Linked DNA regions of Homo sapiens: region 2 is linked to region 1. The links are chromatin loops, found by intact Hi-C in ENCODE. Cell type or tissue: dorsolateral prefrontal cortex. All regions are shown on one strand.

What was found. Hi-C counts contacts between places; a loop is a spot of excess contacts. Peaks named below come from ENCODE experiments on the same cell type or tissue, not always from the same donor. Only the 100,000 strongest peaks of a DNase experiment are listed, where the experiment ranks them.
Region 2: it touches region 1 in a loop (5-fold over the local background); 30 of 110 quality-filtered maps call a loop at or near these places.

What each region holds. Positions count from the first base shown.
Region 1 is chr20:33,297,882-33,300,381 of GRCh38, reverse strand. It overlaps BPIFB1 (BPI fold containing family B member 1), which reads right to left. Exons shown (of 16, transcript NM_033197.3): 8 at 398-483. It overlaps LOC124904888 (a long non-coding RNA gene), which reads left to right and starts at 1,858. Exons shown (of 2, transcript XR_007067566.1): 1 at 1,858-1,949; 2 at 2,160-2,265. LOC105372594 (a long non-coding RNA gene) reads right to left here and starts at 2,169. Exons shown (of 2, transcript XR_936685.3): 1 at 1,538-2,169; 2 at 529-1,311. In dorsolateral prefrontal cortex, CTCF peaks have their summits at 880 and 1,079 (motif pointing right); a DNase peak (open chromatin) is centred at 1,071; H3K4me3 peaks cover 442 bases.
Region 2 is chr20:33,094,777-33,097,276 of GRCh38, reverse strand. BPIFB4 (BPI fold containing family B member 4) reads right to left here. Exons shown (of 18, transcript NM_182519.3): 12 at 2,124-2,177. Among named protein-coding and RNA genes, the nearest start is that of BPIFB4, 16 kb to the right of the region's middle. In dorsolateral prefrontal cortex, a CTCF peak has its summit at 1,147 (motif pointing right); a DNase peak (open chromatin) is centred at 1,116.

The sequences.
Region 1 (2,500 bases):
GAGGTAAAGGAACTTGCCCAAAGTCACATAGCCAGGGAATCATAGAGCTAGGAGAGAAACTTAGGTCTGTGTTTCTTGATCCTTGGCTTTTGTTTCAAGGTTGTCATAGGTTTGGGGATTGGCAGGGACTTGCCTGAGAGAAAGGCTGAGGGCCCAGTGTCCCCACTCGGGCCCCCCCATGTCACTCTGGGTGACAGTGAGACTCAGTCTCAAAAAAACAAAACAAAACAAACTTGCATGGGACATATTCAGCCTGCAGTGATTTTTCTAGATCAGCCCGTGTCCTAATGGTGACCAGGATTTTCTCTCCTAACACAGGCCCATGCTATCTGACTCCTGGTGGTCAGAGAAGGGCAGCAATGTCCCCACTTCACCCTCAAGGTCCTGGGACACTCACCCCCAGGTAGAGCTGAATGGTGTCACCCTTGATGGCAGGATACAGAAGGTCAAACTCCAGACGGTCAATGCTGAGGGAAATGGGCACTGCTCAAGGACAAGAAGAAAGTTCTGTGAGGGTGGAGGGCAGTATTGGAGGGGGAAGTTGGGGGGCTGCTTCCAGGTGGAGCTGTACTGTTGCATGGGGGGGCAGGTAGGGAGGAGCAGGTAATAATGATGTTGATAATAATGATGCAAACAGTGATGACAGTGACATTTATCGAGCATCCACTAAGTGCCAGGCCTCTGCATGTCAGCTGGTTCATCTGCATGATAACGTTAGGAAGTAGGTCTTATTATTACCCCCTTTTACAGATGGTGAAACCAAGTCTGAGGAAAGGGAAATGACCTGTTCAAAGCCATACTATGAGAGCATGGGAACCCAGTCGGTTTTATGCCAAAGTCCCGGTTTGGAACGGAACTGAACTATTGTATGTAACACTCCACCGCCCCTACCAGACTGAAAGCCGCGTCCCCCATGCAGGTGGTTCTGGGTCTGGACACCCTATGAGCACCTGGATCTCAAGGAAGCTTAGGCTGGAAGCCAGAGGCCTGGTAACATCTACTCTGAAATCCAAACTGGCTCCTCTGCTCCCCCCAAAGATCTCGTGTTCGCGTCAGAATTCCCCACTTGGCCGCCAGGTGGCGGTGGTGTGTCACCTGCCCCGGTGTATGGCCGAGGATGGGGAGTGCTGGAGGGCCAGGGACCGGCCGCCTACCGCTCCAGGGAGACCTCCGGGCCCGTCCTCGGGGCAGCGGAGGAGCCAGCTGGACTTCGGTTTGAGCCCCAGTGACCTTGGCTGGTCTCTTCTCGCGTCTGAATCTGTTTCCTCGTCTTAAAATGAGGGTATAGTGCCCGCCAGGGCAGCACATGTACTAAAATCGGAAGGACATAGAGACGATGAGCATGACTCCTGTAAAAATTACTTTAAAAAAAGAAAAAAGGTCCGTCTCCAAAAAAAAAAAAAAAGTATATTAAAGTCAATAAGGTCCCCGAAAATGGCTATAACAACAACAAAAAAATGTGATTTACAAAGAGAAATCTACAGACTTGTCAACAAAATGTAATGTGTGAACTCTGGATCCTACTCTGAATACTGACCAAATATCTGACGATTGGAAGAACTCTTTGGGAATTAAAAAAAAAAAAAAGAAAAAAGGAAAGAAACGGCGGTAGAATAGTAATTCCTGCTTCATGTATACAACTGGCACCTAGTAACGGCTCAATCCGAATGACACTCGCTCAGAACTCAAGTCTTCCTCTATCACCAACTGCCTCTGTGAACTTGGACAGTGACTTCATTGCTCGGAGCCTCTTTCATCACAGTGAAGGGGGGTCATGACTGCCACCTCATGGAGTTGTCTGAGGAGTCAGTGAGATGTGCCTATACAAAACACCCAGCGGGAGGGCGTGGCCCATGGCAGATGCCCTGTGGCGCTCAGTGCATGCTGCTCTCCCTTCTCCTCTCTGGTCGCCCTTGGAATGAGCCTCTTCTGATCCCAAAGTGCAGTTGGTAGACTTTTCTTCTTCTCCGCCAGTTTCCACTCTGGGGGCCTGAGCATGGCAGAGTTCTGATGTGGGGGCAGGAGCCTGTGCCCTCCCGTATCTGCTATGCTGGGGGAGGGAGAAATGACTTCCTTCCGTCTTTGCCCTTCGAATCATCTCTGATTTTTATTTTTTAAACCAGATATCTCAGTTTTTAACCCATGCTTTAATTTCTCAGATACCTCAAACCCTTTGGATGGAGGGAAAATTTGAAACTGCAACGAGATGGATAGAACTATTTGATGCTGCAGTTTTCTAAAGTATCCATAAAAACTAGTCCGGGGGCTGCGTGTGATGGCTCATGCTTGTAATCTTAGCATCTTCTGTCTGTCCATCCATCCATCCATCCATCTATCCATCCATCCATTTAGCATGCATTTGTAAGTGCTTCTCTGTGCCAAGAGGGACACCTGCTATGTGCCCAGAACTTTCCTGTAGACTTTTATTCCTCACTAACAATCCTATGTTGTAGGGATGGTTAAGCCCCATTTTATGGATGAGGAAACCGAGGATGAGGAG
Region 2 (2,500 bases), 200 kb after region 1:
TTACAACAACCCATGGGGTATTTTTTTTTCTCCACATTACAGATGAGAAAACAGGGCCTCAGAGGGGAATGCCAAGGAAATTGTCCAAGGCCAGGAGGAAAGTTAAGATTCCAGTGCATGTCTGTGGGCTCAGAGCCCAGAGCCTCCCAATGCCTCTGAACACTGTTCCTGAAATGAGAAGTCCACGCCTGGGGAATCCCACAGGGAGGTCCCAGGCAAGGCACAGGCTGCCCCCGAGCCCGGATTGCTGGAGGGACTTGAGCTTGTTTGCTGCAGTTTGATTCCCTGAAAGCTAATTTACTAAAGGGACAATTCATAAAATGGCAGTTTGCCATATTTATCAAATGATTGACTTACCAAAAATACATACTTTAAGGAATATACTTCTTAAATATGTTAACTGACCATAGAGAAATGGGCAAAACCACAATATTACTTTCAAAAGAAACAGAAAGAAGTCCCCTCCCCTGGTGACTCCGTGCAGCCCAGGTCTCCAGGACACATTGCTGGGTCCAGCCTGAATCCCCCCTGCTGCAGTCCCAGCGCCACTGAGGACTCAGTCCCTATTCTACCCCAGCTCTGCTACTGCCTCATCATGTGACCTCTCTGAGCCTCTGTTTCCCCATCTGTAAATGGTGTGCTTCTCCTCTTTGGTCCTGTGGATAGAGGGAATGATCAGAACCAATTGAAAAAGTATATTCTGACTGGGCACTGTGGCTCATGCCTGTACTCCCAGCACTTTGGGAGGCCGAGGTGGGCAGATCACTTGAGGTCAGGAGTTCGAGACCAGCCTGGTCAACATGGCGAAATACTGTCTCTACTCAAAATATAAAATTAGCCAGGCATGGTGGTGCATGCCTGTAGTCCCAGCTACTCAGGAGGCTGAGTCAGGGGAATTGCTTGAACCAGGGAGGCAGAGTTTGCAGTGAGCTGAGATTGTGCCACTGCACTCCAGCCTAGGCAACGCAGCAAGACTCTGTCTCAAAAAAAGAAAGAAAAAGTATACTCTAAAAAACAATTTCATAAGCTGTAAAGTGCAGTGCACATAGGAAGTGACCCAGTAAATAAAAGGTCCAGTTGATTGAGGGGTCCACCTGCTGGCTGGAGCTGCCACTGTTACCACCCTAGAGAATGATCCTTCCGATGTTCAATTTGCAGCCACATGAGGGCAATAGTGACCACGTGTTGAGTTTGTTCTCCCCCTAGAGCCTTTGAATTCCACCCAGGACTAAACAGGGCAGGCAGAAAAGAGGTGAAAAATGTCTAAAATGGCTATAGATTGCAGCCATCATTCACACCTGCATAACACTTACTAGGTACAGAGCCCTTTGCTTCCAGGTGCAAGGTAATAGGCCCAGAACCAGACATGGGACCAGAACTGGGGTGGGAAAGGCCTTTGTTCCAACTCTATATGGTCACTAATTGGACAAAAGCACACTTGCTTTTTTTTAAAAAAAGAAGTAATGTGTAATTATTAACAACAGCAATAATAGTTCATGTTGATCAAATGCCTGCTCCTTGCCTTGGTGCAGACTCCAGGTCCACAGCCACCCTCTGAAGTGAGCATGGTTACCCCGTTTTCCAGATGAGAAAACTGAGGCTCAGAGAGAGGAATTGTGCATCTAAGGTCATATGACTGGGATGTGCTGACTCATGTCTGTCTGTTCCAAAGGCCTGGCTTTTCCCTCTAAGCAGCTGTGCACCCGAGTGTGCCTGGCCCGCGTTGACACCTTTACATGCATCATCTCATTTACCTTCCTATGATAACCTATGGAATAGGTATCAGCAGCCTTTTTTGACAGATGAGGAAGCTAAGGCTCAGAGATGTTAAGACTCTTCTCCAAAGTCACACAGCAAGGGAAGTGGCCAGGCTAGGATTAGGCCTATGCAGGCTGGACCACCTATAGAATTCAGGGTCTTTCCACCTCAACCCTCTGTGTCTTCCCCCGCCCCCACCCATGGGGGTCTAGCCTGCAAGCCCTTGTCACTGTCACTGCACTCCCAAGCAGGGGTTCGGGGGAGAGCACCCCACCCCAGCGCTGAGCATCTTCCCTTCCAATCCAGTTTCTCAAACAAGATAGAGAATGAGGCTGAAGGCAATGGGACCTGCCCACCTTACATACCTTGGGGATCAGGGCTCCCAGTGTGGCTGTGGTAAGTGGAGGAAGCTCTTCAAACTATAGGACAAGAAGAAGGGCCACGTGAATCCTGGAGGCTATCGGTACAGACAGGAGTTGCTAATACAGTGATTAAACTCCTACATGCTTTACAACACCCAGCAGGGCGTCTTCGTCTTCTCTCCCTGAAAGACCCCTGGGGAAGTCCTGCCTACCCAGCCATCATCACCATACGCAGATCACCGTAGCCAGTTTGTGGTTAAGTGACCTGGGCTGACTTAAGCTGACCAAGGAGTGTTTCAAAGAACAGCAGGCAAAACCTGAATATTTCTCCTCTAAAAATGTTATTCTTGGGCGAGAACGGTGGCTCATGCCTGTAATCC